6 separate regions of the Homo sapiens genome follow, and all the other regions are linked to region 3. Evidence: chromatin contacts called from ENCODE Hi-C or POLR2A ChIA-PET data. All regions are on one chromosome and are shown on one strand. The core of a region is the stretch at or near the end of the contact, and the rest is flanking DNA. Distances in the headings are between cores, read along the strand shown. Region 1 overlaps EVI5 (ecotropic viral integration site 5). Region 2 holds the start of TMED5 (transmembrane p24 trafficking protein 5). Region 3 holds the start of CDC7 (cell division cycle 7). Region 4 holds the start of EVI5 (ecotropic viral integration site 5). Region 5 holds the start of DIPK1A (divergent protein kinase domain 1A). Region 6 holds the start of MTF2 (metal response element binding transcription factor 2).

Region 1 (2,700 bases), core at 68-2,567, 1.1 Mb before region 3:
GAAACAGGAAAAAAAAAAAACAGGTTAAAAAACAAAGGCAAAGGAAATCTGAATAAACTAAGGACTTTAGTAGTAATGTATCAATATTGGTTCATTAATTGTAACAAAGGTACCACACTAATATATTAATAATAGGGGAAACTGTGGGAGGGTATGTGGGAACTCTCTATCTTCTCAATTTTTCTGTAAATTTAAAACTTTTCTAAAAAGTATCTAATTTTTTTTAAAACTAGTTTGTGAGTCCATAGTTTTTAGGAGCCATTGGAATTATATCAAATTTTAAGTATTGGTCACAAAATTGATTTGTTTCCAATTAAATTATGATTTATGAGGAATATTTTCTACCTTTTAGACCTTGTGTGAATGCTGACTTGTTTTAAGAGAGGGAGAGTGTCTTGCTCTGTTGCCCAGGACAGAGTTCAGTGGTGCAATCACAGCGTACTACAGCTTTGAACTCCTGGGATCAAGCAGTTCTACCTAAGCCTCCCTAGTAGCTAGCAATACAGGCACACCCCACCATGCCCTGCTAATTTTTAAATTTTTTGTACAGATGGGGTCTTGCTATGTTGCTCAGGCTGATCTTGAGCTTCTGGCCTCAAATAATCCTGACTCAGCCCTGCAAAGCACTGGGCTGATTTTTTTTTTTTTTTGAGATGGAGTCTCACTCTGTCTCTTAGGCTAGAGTGCAATGGTGCAATCTCGGCTCACTGCAACCTCAGCCTTCTGGTTCAAGCAATTCTCCTGCCTCAGCCTCCTGAGTAGCTGGGATTACAGGTGACTGCTACCACACCTGGCTAATTTTTAAATTTTCAATAGAGATGGGGTTTCACCACGTTGGCCAAACTGGTCTCGAACACCTGACCTCAGGTGATCTGCTCACCTCGGCCTCCCAAAGTGCTGAGATTATGGGTGTGAGCCACCACACCCGGCCTTGGGCTGGTATTTTTAAACTGTGCCTTTAGCTAGTCCTGTGTATATGTATATTTCTCTTCTGAAATGGAATTAAATCAGTCTTAATACTGAAAAATACTAGCCAAATATTTGATTTCTTTTATCCCTTATATATTTTTCAGATTTCATTATTGGTTTTTAAAAGACATTTATGTGTACTTTTACTTTTTCTAATTACTAAGAAGAATATTCAAACCTTTGTCCATGACTTTAAATTACAGGAAACTGTTTCAAAAACTTATCAGTAGTACATGATATGAGTATGATTTGTTTTTAGAAGTTTCAAATGAGTCACCTTGAAGTCATGGAGAGGCTACCGCTTACCACATTTACCATTCTGATTAATTTTTCTTTTGGCAAAGTACAAATCAGTAATAACCTACTAAAGCCTAGTGGTTGCTATTGATATTTCAGTAAGGTGATGTTGATTAATCAGAGTGATTACTTACCAAGTGTTACAGATTTACTCAAATTATTGGGTTTTCTTCTACTATAGTAATTTCATATGCAGTAATAATTTGCTTAAGACATTTTGCTTCATATGTGCGTTGAAAATATCAATGTAGAACTTAAAATTTGTATCCATGCTGCAAGTTAATGTGGTTGCCTCTGTGACCGTTGAACATAGTTTCATAATAAAGCCTGGAAAAAAAAAAGCATTATTTAACCTTTTAAACAATCAAGAGATTGCTTTTTAAATTGTCTCTAAAAAGGTTTGATTTTTTACGAAAGAGAGAGCACTTGAATATATCTTTATGTACCACCGTGTCTCTTTTTGTTAGATTTTTCATCTGTGGGTATAATATAAAATATTCTTAAAATGAAAGCTTTACGCTTGTGTTTGAGACTAAGCAACTTGCATTGTGTCATGACCCTTCTAATACCACAAACCTTCTGTAATACTACTCCCGGAGAAAAACCCACATCCTATGCATAACCTTAGATTTATTTTGAAATCTCTATGAAAAAGAACAGAGAGAGATTACTAATTGTTTCTGTTACTTCCTTTAGAGGTATGATACCTATTTGTAACCCATGTTGTAAATGTTAATAGCCAGGAGTAAAATGTTAAAATATATTAAGTAGTGGTTTCCTATCCTAAAGTTAATATGTGAAAATTTAATAACTAATTATAAGTTTCAGTTTGTTATATTAGATATCTGGAAAGAATGTAAAAAAAAAAAAAAAGAGAGAGAGAGAGAAGGCATTGGTACTTCCAGTAGCTTATACTTCTAATACCATTGGCCAGTACAATACTAGAAAATAATTGCAAATTTAAATAAGCCATCTTTTTAAAAATTTTATTCCTATTCTGATTTTTTCCTTCTATTTTAGATTTCTTTGTATTCTTTATGTAACTGATGAAGGTGGATGAAAAATCTAATTTTTTTTTTTTTTTTTTTTTTTTTTTGAGACAGAGCCTCACTCTGTCGCCCAGGCTGGAGCACAGTAGCGTGATCTCGGCTTACCGCAACCTCCGCCTCCCAGGTTCAAGCGATTCTCCTGCCTCAGCCTCTCAAGTAGCTGGGATTACAGGCACGTGCCACCATGCCCAGCTAATTTTTTGTATTTTTAGTAGAGATGGAGTTTCACCATGTTGGCCAGGCTGGTCTCAAAACTTCTGACCTCAAGTGATCCACCCACCTCAGCCTCCCAGAGTGCTGGGATTACAGGCATGAGCCACCGCGCCTGACCCCAAGGTTATTTTTAATATTTAGAAAAAATAGTAACTACCCATCAGTAGGAGAA
Region 2 (2,700 bases), core at 165-2,664, 1.7 Mb before region 3:
TGGCCAAGATGGTGAAACCCCGTATCTACTAAAAATACAAAAAAATTAGCCGGGGGTGGTGGCGAGCGCCTGTAATCTCAGCTACTCGGGAGGCTGAGGCAGAGAATTGCTTGAACCTGGGAGGCGGAGGTTGCAGTGAGCCGAGATCGCGCCACTGCACTCCAGCCTGGGCGACAGAGTGAGACTCGGTCTCAAAAAAAAAAGAAAGAACTCCCTAACTCTTCTGCAGTAGCAATGAATATATTTGATACTAAAATGTTTTCATTTTCCTAGTGGGACATTTACTGTCAAATGAATGTCCTTAACTTCAATTTACAGTAGTTACCCAAAAAAGGCTATCTTCACTGACTATGCATACCTAGAAAAGCACATCATCCTACTCACCGACCTTAACAACATCATCTTTCGGCCCTAATTAACAATGTGTTTGTAGGTTTGCACACGCACACCCATCAAACGAAGGACAAGTGTTCTTTTATACCCTATGTATGTGATACAATGGGCTGTAGTCGAAAAAGATTCCTCATTTTGGAAAGAAGTCATAACTTTATGTAGTAGTCTCCTGTCTCAAGATCGCTTGACACAGCTAATCTTACATCCGTCTGAAAGAAGCGGGGGCGGGGGTGGGGGACGGAAGTGACAGTTTCCTCTTTTTTTTTTTTTTTTTAATTTTATAGAGACAGTGGCTCGCCATATTGCCAAGGCTGGCCTCGAACTCCTGGGCTCAAGCAATCCTTCCGCCTCGACATCCCAAAGTGCTGAGGTAACAGGCGTAAGCCACTGCGCCCGGCCTCCTATTTTTCATCAAATAAAATACAACCGTTCAGAGCAGCATGCTCAGCAACCACGAGGACCAGTCCCAGCGCATCCAAGGTGCCGGGAGGGAAAGGAACAGAACTCCCCCAGGTAAGCCGGTTTCCCCACGCCAAGGCGCAGTCGCTCACCACCCAAATCGTCGCTGGGGAGAGACCCACCCGGCGACTGCGCGCTTCGCACTCGAGTCTGCGTTAGGAAGCCTCTGACCCTTTCCCGGGCCCCTGCGCGTGGAAGCCTCGGACACAACTCGGAGAACCAGCGAACCCCGGCAGCACAGAATTCGAACCGCCGCGGGAGCCGTTGGGACGCGCCTACCCGGTCACTGCCCCGCCCCGGCGCAGACTGCGTGAGGCGCCGCCGAAGGCGCGGGGCTTGCCGGGGATCGTGGTCGGCGAGCGCGCCCGAGCCCACTAGCGGAGCCCGCCCGGGACTACATTTCCCACAATTACCGCCATGATGCCCATTGGTGGGGGAAGCCATGGGAACCGGAGGCCGTCAGGGGGAGAGGCGGGCGGCGCTCACGCCTGGCCTGAGGGGGCCGAGACTGAGGCGGTTGCGGAATAGGACTGCTAGCCCCGCCCAGAGTCCCTACCCTTTGGAGAACTGCGCTTCTCTTTCGGAGGGAGTGTTCGCCGCCGCCGCGGCCGCCACCTGGAGTTTCTTCAGACTCCAGATTTCCCTGTCAACCACGAGGAGTCCAGAGAGGAAACGCGGAGCGGAGACAACAGTACCTGACGCCTCTTTCAGCCCGGGATCGCCCCAGCAGGGATGGGCGACAAGATCTGGCTGCCCTTCCCCGTGCTCCTTCTGGCCGCTCTGCCTCCGGTGCTGCTGCCTGGGGCGGCCGGCTTCACACCTTCCCTCGATAGCGACTTCACCTTTACCCTTCCCGCCGGCCAGAAGGAGTGCTTCTACCAGCCCATGCCCCTGAAGGCCTCGCTGGAGATCGAGTACCAAGTAAGTGCGGAGGATAAACCAGCCTCCTTCCTTTAACCCAGCTGCACTGCGTTGTCGCCTCTCACCCGTTTAGAAACTTCTGGTGGACGGCCCTGGTGGTGAAGAGGCGAGGGCCGTTCAGGAAGCCAGCCCGCTCCGCGCAGGCGCGCGAGGCGAGGCGAGGCTCTCGCTGGGGCCGGGGACCCAGAACTTAGGCTGGACCTGGAATTGATGACTACCCGCCTTCTCCCCTTTCCTCCGGTGGGAAGGAGGCCAGAACTGGTGATGTCGCTGGCTTTTCTCTTTGTTTCCTAATTCGCCCACTGCTTTTCTTAGCCACTACACGCTCTCATACTGAGAATTTCACAATGCAGAACTGATACACGTTCTCCTTCATCATTGGACAAGGTGATGACACTTGTTTGAATCACCCCCACCCCTTTCACACAGTTCAGATGTTACAAATCACTGTCTTTGCTTCAGTTAAGGGTTTTTGGATTATGATCGTGTAATTGGCATTAAGCCCGATTTTGAAATTTTTTGGAAGACGCTGTTGCTATATTTAATGATACATTTCCGTTTAAGTTATATATCCATTATTTTCAAAAGATCAAATCGTATATTAAAACTTTATAACCTTTCTTTTCATTTTTTCATTGAGCATTGTAAGCATTTCCCTCGTGTCATTGTTTTTTTTTTTTTTTTTTGAGACGGAGTCTCGCTTTGTTGCTCAAGCTAGAGTTGGAGTGCAGTGGCGCTATCTCGGCTCATTGCAACCTCCGCCTCCCGGGTTCAAGCGATTCTCCTGCCTCAGCCTTCCGAGTAGCTGAGATTACAGACGTGCGCCACCATGCCCAGCTAATTTTTGTATTTTTAGTAGAGACGGGGTTTCACCATGTTGGCCAGGCTGGTCTCGAACTCCCGACCTCAGGCGATCCACCCGCCTCG
Region 3 (2,700 bases), core at 56-2,555:
TAAGCTTAAGGCAATGTGGTGAGTAGAGATAAGAACACAGATACAAAAGAGAAATTTAATTTGGGCATCATCAAATTTCTGCATTCTTAATTACCAATACTGAGACCATAGCAACTTCAACCGTAAAACAGGTTGTATTACAGTCTTCCAAATCGCAATTCAGTCCTACATTTAGATCATACGAAGCTCTGTTTTAACACTGTCCTATAGAAACATACAATTCACTTTATAAGATTCAATCTTATTTTTTGAGAGGAATTGAAAACACAGAATTGTTGCCTGAAAAATCTTTATAACTGTACATCTTTGGATTTAAACACGTACCTGCAAGTTTAAAATTCTGCTCGTTTTTTTTTAAAGAGCCTTCAGCCTGAAACCGGTCACGCTGGGGAGAAAAAGCCATTGGCTCATCCATCTGAATCCCCAAAGACGCCTCCATCACAAGCCAATTGAGATGCAAAATGCCAGCTAAGGGGTTACATCCACAGGGGGAGCAAAGCAGCTGTGAAAATTAGAACACTAGAGAAATTTAGATCACTCGCTAAACCACGCACTAAAAACATGCTACTGCCCCCCAAAGGGGCAAACATTTTCAAACGCACGATGTGTCCAAACCTCCACAGTAGGGCATACTGTGGCCTTGTCTAAGGAATTCCATGTGCTTTATTTTCACCTATCAGAAACACCGGCAGGGGGCTGCAGGGAGAATTTCCCGGCTTGGGCACCCGCGCAGCAGCAGGCGCAGTGGGAAACGGCGAGGCTGCCAGTCCGGCACAGCCAGCGGGACCGCGTGGGGGAGGGGCCGAGCGCCGGGGGCGGTTTGAAGTCAGGAAAAGAACTGAGGGAGAAAACCTTTTCGCCACTGACAGGAAGCGCCAGGAGGCTCGTCCAAGGCCCCAAGCAAGTTGACGGAGAACTGATACGACCCTGGCCACGAGTACTGGGCGGAGGAGGAGAAGGGTGAATGAATGGGAATCCGCCGGCCAGCGCTGGCCGCGAGCTCAGCCGGGAAGGACCGGCTTCCCTCGGGCCAGAGACCGAACCAGATGCTTAGTGCGCAGGCGCGCGACTTTCCCGCCGCAGGTCGGAGGGATCCGAAGGGGGGCGGGAAAAGGAACTGCACGGCGAGAAAACCGAAGTCACGATCCAGAATTCGTTCCTAATCCCTCACAATCCCGCGCCATGGAACAAACCGTCGGAAACTCACGGTTTAAGGGAGTACGACTTCTGTGGCTCCCCAGATGCCTGGGTCGCCGTCTCCAAGAGATCCCCACCTACCGAGTCGATCGGATGCGCCTGCGCAACACTTCCCGCCGCCGCTCTGGTTGCACATGCGCACACTAAAGCCCTCGACCCCGCGGATTCCGCTACTGGGCGTTTGCGCAAGAGGGTGGGGTTTCTTCCCGCCGCCTTGGCCAGCTAGAAGAGCGGTTACGGGAATGAAGCCCGTGGATGATCTTAAAAAACAGGGTGAACCATAAGGCTAAGGGCCCAGCATGATTTCCAGGAAAGAAGCTAGCTCAGAGAAGGAAAAATCTCAGGTGCTGACACATCCCTATATACGTGGCCGGCCGCACAACACATTGGGCACTCCATGGATAAAAGGCACTTTCTTGACTCTGCTTTTATTTCCTTTTCGTTGAGTGCCCTACTTCCCCGTTAAAAACAAGCAGAAAATGTAATTGCTGATTGTTTGTGGCTGTGTTAGTAGAAATTAGCACAGTGGCAGGAAGGCAGTGTATACTATTTACTGAGCCCTTGGCTATGAGGTAGGTGGGTTTTTCTAGGGGCTGGAATCATAGTGAGCAAGATAAACACCATCCCTGTAGGAAGCTAAATTCCAATGAAGCGATGACAATAACGGATGAATAAATGAACAGTATTCTTTCCGGCATTGATTACTACTTGAGGGAAATACTGACCAGGAAGGTGGCATCTAGATGGTCAGGGAAGCCCTCTCAAAGAGACCTGGATGAGAAAGAGCTGGTAGGGAGACTGTTGTCCTGGCAAAGAAAGGATAGGGCAAATGCAGAGAGAAAGAGGAACTTGGTATGTTGCAGGGGCAGGGCAGGAAAGGCCAGTGTGGGGGAAGCATAGTGAGTGAGCCGCAAGATAGTCCCAGATAGATGAAGGTGGAGAGTTAGGCAGAAGCCAGACCAGGGTCCTTGAAAGCCAGGGTAAGAAGTTTAGTGTTTGTTCTGAGTACAATTGGAAGCTATTTGAAAGTTTTAAAGCAAGGGAGTAATATGATCTATCTGTTATGAAGAGAATGGATTGTAGAGGGGCAAGTGTGGAAGCAGAGGAAATAGGATGCACTTTATGTTTAGGAGAAACATAATGGTAGTTTGGACCAGAACAATGGCGGAAGAAATAAAAGAAAGAAGACAATGGGATTTGGTGATTGGCTATGGAAAATGAAGAAAAGGGCATCATCAACAGTGAATCTTAGGTTTTGGGCTAGCATATGTGTGGGTGGTAGTGCCACATAGAAGGGAAGTCTGTGAGGTAATGGTTTTTGATTGAGTGAGGTGGAAGAGAGTAAATCAAGGATTCTAGTGTGGATACCGAGAAAGAGAAAAGCAGACCTTGACATCCAGGAGATGGCCTGGTACTACCAGCTTGGTTTGCTGTTGCTTTGAGCTGGCCTGGCAATCACAGCCAAGCATTGGTATTCTTCTGTTGAACATAAACAATTTCACA
Region 4 (2,700 bases), core at 95-2,594, 1.3 Mb before region 3:
CTTAGTTTTCTTATACAAGGATTGAGTTGCAATAAAATTGTTAATTGAAATTTCTTTAAATAATGGCACAACCTAAAGTTATGCAAACATATGCCTCAGATAAAAGTTCAAGTTTTCAAAGTTTTTAGCTGGGTGGAGGGCATGGCTTTACTTCCTATTTCTTGGTATTTCCTAATCTTGTTGAAAAAAAAGTAAGGTTTTTTTTTTTTTTTTTTTCTGAAATGCTTAGTTCAGTGGAAACCCATCTGCGAATTCTGTCTTATAAATTTAAATTTAAAAATAGGGATACTAATTTCTAGACAAATAATTCCGGAGTTTCTTGTGCTGCTAATTATTATAATTTTTGTCCCTTTTTTTTTTTGAGACAGAGTATCGTTCTGTCGCCCAGGCTGGAGTGCAGTGGCGCGATCTTGGCTCACTGCAACCTCCACCTCCGTGGTTCAAGCAATTCCCCTGCCTCAGCCTCCAGAGTAGCTTGGCTGGGAGTACAGGCGCACGCCACGACGCCGGGCTATTTTTTTTTTTTGTATTTTTAGTAGAGACGGGGTTTCACCATGTTGGCCAGATTGGTCTCCAACTCCTGACCTCAGGCAATCCGCCCGCCTCGGCCTCCCAAAGTGTTGGGATTACAGGTGTGAGCCACCGCGCCCGGCTGTCACTTCTAAACATATAATGAAAGTAATCTGTATTGCCTTTTTACTTTTTCTTGCCTGCTTTTCCTGGACCAGAAATTAATAGGCTGTTTCCGTCCCAAACAAAGTACTTTCCTTCTAAGAATGTCTTCGTTGACGCTGGAGGGCTGCCCGGCTGAATCTTACGTATTCGTGCCCATGTTCTGCCCCCTGCAGTAGTCTGCATAAACCCAATGCGAAGACACGTGTAAGAGTACATTACAATTACAAGTGTCATTTACGCGTTGATTATTGTTTTTGCGAGTGCCCTAAGGCCACCTCTGGGGGAGCTCGGGGCTGCCTTCCGAAGCATGCGCGTCAGCACCGCGTGCCAGGGCCCTGAAAGTCAGGCTCCGCGTCGGTGCGGCAGCGCGAGGCCTGCAGTCCTAAGCTCGGGGTCGCTTCGGGCCCCCGAGGGGGTGTGTCTTCTACCGTTTTAACATGGAAGGGGCGGTTCCAGTGGCCGGGGAAGTCGGCGACTTGCAGGACTGAAGGCTGGTGCTTTGAAAGAGAGGCGGAGGGCGAGAGCGATTTCCCCGCCTCCTCTGCACTCCGTCCAATCCCTTCGCCTTCTCCTTTTCTCGGCCGGCCCGCCCGGCCCCTAACCTGCTCCAACCCATTCTGCGGTAGAGGCTGCCGGGTCTCTTTAAGGCCCTCCCGCGCCTGCGCCTTGGGCTCTCCTGACGCGGCCGGGCCGGACCCCGGAGGAACCAGCTGGCCAGCTGGCAAGGGGCTGGCTGCAGTTCCGACAGCGGCGGTGCCGGGAGGGGTAGGTGAGGGTCGCGAGGCGGCCCTGAGCTTCTGAGTGAGCGTGGTGCTTTTGGGAACTCGGGACGGGCGACCCGTGGAGCCAGGAGCGGGGCCGAGGCGCTGAGACGCGGCGGCGCGGCTGCCGGCTGGATGGGAAGTTAATGTTTACGGCGAAGTCTACTCAACGTTTCCAAGGTGAGGGGCGCTGCGCCAGGCCGGGCGGGCCGGGAGGCCGGGCGGGCGGTGAGTCCGTGTTCCGCTGGCGCACAGCTGGGCCGAGGCGCGGCGGGCGGGGGCCGCCGCAAGTTTTGCTGTGGGAGCGGGGCGGGCGCGCCTGGCCCCGCCAGGGCCTAAGTTCCCTGCACTCGCTTCCTCGCCTGTCGCCGCCGCCGCCGCCCGCAGCCCTCCTTCTCGTGGGCGCTGGGGAAGAAACTCGTCGGCGGGTCTAACTGTGGCGTCCCAGGGCGGTGGAGGGACGGAGCAGCTTCGGGGGCACGTCCTCGTAAATCCCGTGGAGGACACTGACCCTGCACCCCACCCTCGAGGCCAGAAGTCGGTTCCCTTTGGGGACCTGAGGGGCGAGAGCACTCGCCCCCCTGACTTGCAAAGTTGGCGTCTTTACTTGGCCTCCGGGATTCTGCGCATGGCGTGTCTCCAGGCTGCTGATGGGCAAGACAGATGTGCCAGGTCCAGAATGAACTTGAGAAGAGTTTGTAGCCATTCCTGAATCACCTTATGACTAGTGGGGCAAGCCTCAAATTAACCTCAGGATTTCCGGTAGGTTGGATTGTGGTGTTGGTGTTTCCACTCAAAAGAGTTGCTGTGATTTCCCTGTGTCTGTCTGTCTGTCTGTCTTTGGGGCTTCTTAGATCATCTCATTTGGCATCCTTTCACCCAAGAGTTAAACCAAGCCTTTTGGAATGGTTTCCTCGCTTTCCTCCTATCTATTGCTGGTAGAGCTGCTTTCGAAAAGAAGTATTTTCTTGAAGTGGTATCTTTTCTTTGGGTTACAGTGTTGAATAATAAACTCCTTTCTTTGCCGAAAGAATGAATTCCAGTGCTTACTGAAGTTAAAGAAAAGTGATCTGCTGGTAGTTTTTAATCTTTGTTCTGAGCTGATGTAAGTAACTTTTTTTGTTTTAAAATTTTGTTAGTAGAATTTCACCAGTGTACCAGAAGCTCTTTTTCTTTTTCTTTTCTTTTCTTTTTTTTTTTTTTTTTTGACAGGGAGTCTCGCTCTGTCGCCAGACTGGAGTGCAGTGGCGACGTTGGTTCACTG
Region 5 (2,700 bases), core at 191-2,690, 1.5 Mb before region 3:
AAAATAAGACCAAGTAGCTGTAGTTCCAGCTACATGGGAGGATGGCTTCAGCCCAGGAGTTTGAGTCCAGCCTAGGCAACATGGTAAGACCCCTCTCAAAAACAGAAAGAACAACCACCACAACAAAAATCACCTAGGTTTAAAACCTGTGTCTGTGTGTGGGTTGAGGGAAGGGGCAGACATGAAGGTATCTCTTCAGAACAAGGCACCTGAACAAGGCTTATGCAAAAACCAAGTGAGAATGAGTAATGGTTTGCTTCTGGGGAAACCCCTTCTCAGAGCAACAGGCCGGAATGAGCTCTAACGGGCCACCTAAACTTTGTTAGCATCACGCTTAAACGTGGTAGGTGGGGTAAAAAGCAGCCAAAAAAAAAAAAAAAAAAAAAAAAGCTGCTTCTTCCATTACAAGTCACTTGGATCAACAGCTGTTCTCCCACTAGGGTGGCTCTTTTTTCCCTTATTTGGAACTCATTGTCAAAAGAAAGACACCACACCCTGTGTTATGTAGCCTTAACCAAGCAGCAGGCCACGTCCCAGGCTCCCTGCCTTCAGGACTGTATTTAATTCGGTGTTTTTGTTTTTGTTTTCTTTTGAAATCAGTGTTCCTGGACGGGGCCAGGAAAACTCTGAAGCTGTCTTAAAAACAATATAAACCAAAAAAGTCGGAATTTTTTAAAAGTACATTTTTAAAAAAAGTTGTAGGCCGTTAGAGGCGAACTGGAGCGTGGTAAGGGGGGCACCGAGTTCAGCAGTGGGGCGCCCTGTCCGCGTTCGAAGCTGAGCCCAGTCCTGGGGGGATGCCCCGGTCTGCGTCTCCAGCTGCGGCAGACACCCCCTTCCCCCGACCGCCACCAAGGGCGAGGGAGGACGAGCCAGTCCCCAGGGAAGGAGCCCCAAGCTTCCCTTGAATTTCCAAACAACCCGTCCAGACACGTCCTGACTCCAGGAGAAGAGTCCATGGGGAGCGTCGGTGCTGCCGGGGCGGGTGGCGGGACGCGCAGCTGGGCGCAGCGCGGGGAGCCGGAAGCCGGAGCAGACTGCGAGGCCAGCGCGGTCCGGGGGTCGCCGCATCAGCCAGCGAGAAGCACGCCCCAATCCGCGCCGAGCGTGCGACACCCCCGCTGCCGCGGCGCCCCCTCCCGCCTCCGCGCGCCTCCCCTTTAAGCTCCAGGCGCAGTCGATTTGTGTCGGCGGAGGCGAGGTGCGACTCCCCTTTATGGCGGAGTCGGCAGCAGCCTCTCTGACAGCCGCGGCGGCCGGCGGGCGAACAGGGCAGGAGGCTGGGCCTCTGGCCTCTCGCCGCCTTCACTGCAGCCGGGCCGAGGGGAGCGCGGCGCGCGCCGCGGCGGGGGCGGGGGAGTGGGCGGGCCCGGCCGGGCAGGGGGCGGGGAGGCGGGGGGAGGCGGGGAGCCCGGCCGCCAGCGCTCGGGTCCGCCTCTGACTGCAGCGCGGCGGGGCGATGTGTGATTACCATGGCGAGGAGTCTCTGTCCGGGGGCCTGGCTAAGGAAACCCTATTACCTCCAGGTAGGCCGGCGGCCGCCCAGCCACCAGCTGCGGGAGCACCCGGCCGTGTGCCCTGCCGCGCCGCGCAGGACTCGCCCGCTCCCCTCCTCCCTCCCTGGGTCTGTGCCCGCCCGAACCCCGCTGCCCCCTGCCGTCCGGCACCTGGCGGCGCGCCCTCCCCAGCCCCCTCAGCGGCTCTGCCGACGCCCCCCACCGCGGCCCTCGCGGCTCCCGCGCCGCGGCCAGCCGGGCTCCAGGGCCCGAGTCGTCCCGCCCGGGTACGCCCTCGCATCCTGAGAGCCCCGAGACGTGACCTGGGTACGACCCCGCGCTCCGGGCATTGCCCGCAGCCCTGCGCCGCTCCAGGCGGAGCTCGACGGGCCGCCTTCTCCCTGGTGTTTTCGGGGCTTTCCCCCCTCCCCCGTGGGCCCCCGCAGGTCGGTTGCCCTTGACTCAGTGTCTTGGGTCTTAAGTCGGTGGTAGGAAAGGTGGTGTAGCATTCCTCCGTGTCTTAGAAAATTATGACAATTTGTCACACCAGTGTTTCCCCAGGCTCCAAAAAGCAGCGTGTGCCTCGTGCCGAGCCCCTTGGTTGGGTCGTTCCATCACACCCAAGATTTAAATGGGAGGTGGAGACCGATAAGCCTGAACCAGGCGGATGGGTGTTTGCTTTTTAAAGGAAAGGGGCTAGTGGCTGGTCTGTGGATCCCAAATACCCTAGTAATGCAAACGTAATTCTCAGTCATGTCGTGTGTACGGTTCGCGTGTTAATTTTTCATGATTTCCCGTTCCACCCTCTGTTCCGCTGCCAGTCTGTGCCTTGGAACCCTACTACTGCCTAAGTGTACTGTTTGGTCACCAGGGGGACCTAGTAGACACCGCGAGTAGCTGAGCGCAAATCCATCACTCCGATGGAAAAACAACTACAAATCAATGCCTTGCGTGGGTCAGCAGTGTTAGCCAACGCTGCATTCAGAGGACAGTATTCCTTTACCGCTTACATTAAAAGGCCAAGAGGTAGATGATTTGGGGTCAGCTGGTGCTTTTATAAATTATGAAAAAAGTTGAGAAGGTAACCATCATGAGGCAAGTAAATCTTACATTTTTGTTTGAAAATTGTATGTGTAAGTCATTACCCTGAAATGAGTGACGTATTGCAAATTGGAAGCATGATTTGACAACCCATGATATTAAG
Region 6 (2,700 bases), core at 61-2,560, 1.6 Mb before region 3:
CTCACATGGTGCCTTCCTATGTATTACACACAGGCCTAGCTAGGTTTTCACATTTAAGTTAGTGTTACATGGTTTCTATCTTTAACCAAAGTTAAATGTTTTAAAGAATAGAGTAACATTCCATAAGCCTTTTCCCATTGTTCACAAACCCTTGCTGTTAGTCAGATTACCCCGATAAATCCATCTGTTCCCTCTAATTGCTTCCAAAGAAAAATTCTAGCAACCAAGGACACCAGATTGTAAAACACAGAGTTAGAGTTCTGGCACTACCGAAATATGTTAAGAAATCTTGGCAAATTGGTTAAAATTCCTTGAGCCGTAATTACCTCAGTTGTAAAAATGAATACAATACAAATCTACATCCTAGACGTAGATTATATGAGTTAGGTTTAATTAAACACAAGAAAAGCCTCATATTTTTGGTGAGCTCCAAATATAAGCTACCTAGCTTTCCCCCATCTCACTTTCCCTCCCACCGCTTCCCTTTAAGCTTTCAGGTTGTGCTTCCAACCTCCACTTCAGTGTGTTCCCCTTATCCTTACCAGCACTTACACTCGACCCCCTTTACTCCAATTCCATACAATTCCACCCTCCGATTCCAAGCTGCTACTTCCCTTTGCGCACTGCTAAGGTCCCAGGCAGCCCTCCACTCTGCTCCCCACATTTCCCTCAGCCCCCATTTCCCAACGGCTCCTCCTCTCGGCTCCCCACCCCCTCGTCACCAGGTTCATCCTGCCCCTCCAACCGTCTCCCGCCCCCAGGTTCCTTCCTGCCCTCCAAACACAGCTTCCCCGTCTCAACGTTTCATCTTGTTCCTCCAACAGACTCCCCCAACGACCTCCTCGCTCCTTTAGTCCCTATTTTCTCCCAACACTCAACTGACTACTCCTCTTCATCCATTCTTTTCAATATACACATAAATGCAAAGGCACCCACATACAGGAGCCCCCACCCCCACCTTGGTCCTCCATCTTTCCCTTTTATACTTGCTTCCTTTCTTCCTCCTTCCCCCAACCCCCATCTCCTCCGGAAGAGTCGGTTCCCAGGCCAAGGTCTCTCACCTCATTCGGTCACTTCAGTGGTGCCAACCGCTTCATACAGGAAAAAACAACCAATCCGTCCCCGTGGGCGCTTCCCCTGCGAGTCCGAGCACTTACTGGGCACCCGCCCCACCGGGTACCCGGCACATATGCACGCACAAACCGAGGTCCTTGGAGACAAGGGTTGGGGGTAGAATGAGCGTTCTTACACCGGCCTCAAACACAGCCCACTTCAATACAGCCCCTCGCCATTTTGGTTTCCCGCGGACTGCCGGTGCATTCTGGGAGCGCGGAGCGACTCCGGTGCCGAATGGCAGCTCTCCAAAGCCGCGGGGGGGCAGGGACTGCGCGGCGAGCGCGGAGGAACACCGCGCCCTGCGTCCCCGACTGGGGCTGAACAAAGAAGGACTCTTTAACGTTGCAGTGAGGCTCAGTCCTTCCGCCGCCGGGGCTAACACAATAGTGAAAGCTGCGCTCCTGATCGTCGGCAGGCTGGCACTGTTATACAGGAAAAGGGTCGTGTGCGACCTTCGGTGTGCGTGGTCGTAACGGTGCTCTGTGCATCTTGCTGGGCCGATTTCTTTTCCCTGGAGAAAACCTTAACTGAAGCACGTTTCCTCTACTTTCATCCTAAGGCCTGCTGTTAGAATTTCCTTCAGAGGGGAGAAGACCCAGGATGTCGAGATTAAATTTTATTCAGCGATTCACTGTCCAGTCCCAAACTCCTTATCAGGAGCTGCTTTTATGAAAGACTTTCAGACGATTTTTTTCCTAACGATGAAAGGTTGTTTTCTGTTTACCCGCTTTGCAGTCCTTCCTAGTTGTAATGAAATCTGAGAATAGTCCCCTGCAAAATGGTTTAAGAAAACAGAATTGTTTATTAGTGCAGACCCTTAGCCTGCCCAGATTCTGCTGCCTACAGGGGTCCCAACTGACAAGCTGTGAGATTGTATGCTTGTCTCTTTAACTTACACCTAGATACAACCCAGCTCCTCTTAGTAGCCACGTGTGGAATCTTTATTTATAATTTCGTCAAAATATTTTTAAAGCCATTTTATATTTTTGTCCCATATTATGCCACAGGGATAGTGAACACCATATTTTTTCTGTCTCTGAAAAAGTACCTTTTGTGGTCTAAGCTCATTTGGCTCATACTTCAAAAGGGGTTCCCTCAGCCTGTGATCTCAGAATTTGGCAAATAAGCATATTCGTTTTATCCAATACCATTCAATACTTTAAATATTGTGGTCATACCCTTCCACTCCTCTGCTTCTCCTGAATAATAGTCCTAATCTTTTAAGTCTGTCTTCTTACTGTACCCTCACTGTATCTACTTACCTACTACCTTTCAGGTTTCACTTTATTTCAATTCTCATCATCGTCTCTCATAAATTCGTCTTAAGTGACCTTCATACGTTGGCTGAGGAAAATTTTGACTTAAAAAAAGCAGATGCAGCCGGGCGCGGTGGCTCACACCTGTAATTCCAGCACTTTGGGAGGCCGAGACAGGCAGATCACCTGAGGTCGGGAATTCGAGACCAACCTGATCAACTTGGAGAAACCCCGTCTCTACTAAAAATACAAAAATTAGCCAGGTGTGGTGGCACATGCCTGTAATCCCAGCTACTCGGGAGGCTGAGACAGGAGAATCGCTTGAACC

The links. A loop is a pair of places that touch in the nucleus more often than their neighbours do. ChIA-PET counts read pairs that join two places held with the same protein, here RNA polymerase II (POLR2A). Pooled maps may share reads with other maps.
Region 1: a loop to region 3 is called in a pooled map, with 5 times the contacts of the local background. The contact joins the enhancer-like site here to the promoter of CDC7 in region 3. A Hi-C loop is called at or near these places in 1 of 37 single-sample maps with no recorded cell type and 2 of 50 pooled maps. POLR2A ChIA-PET finds 5 or more read pairs at or near these places in 1 of 52 experiments (PC-3).
Region 2: a map with no recorded cell type shows a loop between it and region 3 (11-fold over the local background). The contact joins the promoter of TMED5 here to the promoter of CDC7 in region 3. A Hi-C loop is called at or near these places in 3 of 37 single-sample maps with no recorded cell type and 8 of 50 pooled maps. POLR2A ChIA-PET finds 5 or more read pairs at or near these places in 1 of 52 experiments (activated naive CD4-positive, alpha-beta T cell).
Region 4: a loop to region 3 is called in a pooled map, with 8 times the contacts of the local background. The contact joins the promoter of EVI5 here to the promoter of CDC7 in region 3. A Hi-C loop is called at or near these places in 1 of 37 single-sample maps with no recorded cell type and 10 of 50 pooled maps. POLR2A ChIA-PET finds 5 or more read pairs at or near these places in 2 of 52 experiments (H1 and activated naive CD8-positive, alpha-beta T cell).
Region 5: a loop to region 3 is called in a map with no recorded cell type, with 8 times the contacts of the local background. The contact joins the promoter of DIPK1A here to the promoter of CDC7 in region 3. A Hi-C loop is called at or near these places in 2 of 37 single-sample maps with no recorded cell type and 8 of 50 pooled maps.
Region 6: a loop to region 3 is called in a map of B cell, with 22 times the contacts of the local background. The contact joins the promoter of MTF2 here to the promoter of CDC7 in region 3. A Hi-C loop is called at or near these places in 2 of 168 maps with a recorded cell type or tissue (B cell and naive thymus-derived CD4-positive, alpha-beta T cell) and 8 of 50 pooled maps.

What each region holds. Positions count from the first base shown.
Region 1 is chr1:92,583,173-92,585,872 of GRCh38, reverse strand. All of the region lies in intron 18 of EVI5 (ecotropic viral integration site 5), which reads left to right. It also overlaps the pseudogene LOC107985727. Among named protein-coding and RNA genes, the nearest start is that of GFI1, 98 kb to the right of the region's middle. RefSeq lists a silencer at 1,255-1,404. Within about 2 kb of position 1,317, at least 8 of the 41 ENCODE cell types and tissues checked have a DNase peak (open chromatin) inside an H3K27ac peak, as active enhancers do; they include PC-3, where a contact is called at or near this core.
Region 2 is chr1:93,179,127-93,181,826 of GRCh38, reverse strand. TMED5 (transmembrane p24 trafficking protein 5) reads left to right here and starts at 1,414. Exons shown (of 4, transcript NM_016040.5): 1 at 1,414-1,773. The coding sequence starts at 1,585. CCDC18 (coiled-coil domain containing 18) reads right to left here and starts at 1,103. Exons shown (of 29, transcript NM_001378204.1): 1 at 975-1,103. RefSeq lists enhancers at 804-1,013, 1,884-2,033 and a silencer at 1,074-1,353.
Region 3 is chr1:91,499,456-91,502,155 of GRCh38, reverse strand. CDC7 (cell division cycle 7) reads right to left here and starts at 1,305. Exons shown (of 12, transcript NM_003503.4): 1 at 1,208-1,305; 2 at 325-502. The coding sequence starts at 439. It overlaps LOC105378856 (a long non-coding RNA gene), which reads left to right and starts at 1,308. Exons shown (of 3, transcript XR_947599.4): 1 at 1,308-2,700. RefSeq lists an enhancer at 464-663.
Region 4 is chr1:92,783,752-92,786,451 of GRCh38, reverse strand. EVI5 (ecotropic viral integration site 5) reads left to right here and starts at 1,344. Exons shown (of 20, transcript NM_001350197.2): 1 at 1,344-1,616. RefSeq lists an enhancer at 944-1,223 and a silencer at 1,494-1,763.
Region 5 is chr1:92,960,202-92,962,901 of GRCh38, reverse strand. It overlaps DIPK1A (divergent protein kinase domain 1A), which reads left to right and starts at 1,440. Exons shown (of 5, transcript NM_001006605.5): 1 at 1,440-1,526. The coding sequence starts at 1,473. RefSeq lists silencers at 1,080-1,159, 1,320-1,879.
Region 6 is chr1:93,077,893-93,080,592 of GRCh38, reverse strand. MTF2 (metal response element binding transcription factor 2) reads right to left here and starts at 1,310. Exons shown (of 15, transcript NM_007358.4): 1 at 1,062-1,310. The coding sequence starts at 1,066. RefSeq lists enhancers at 1,267-1,561, 1,498-1,747.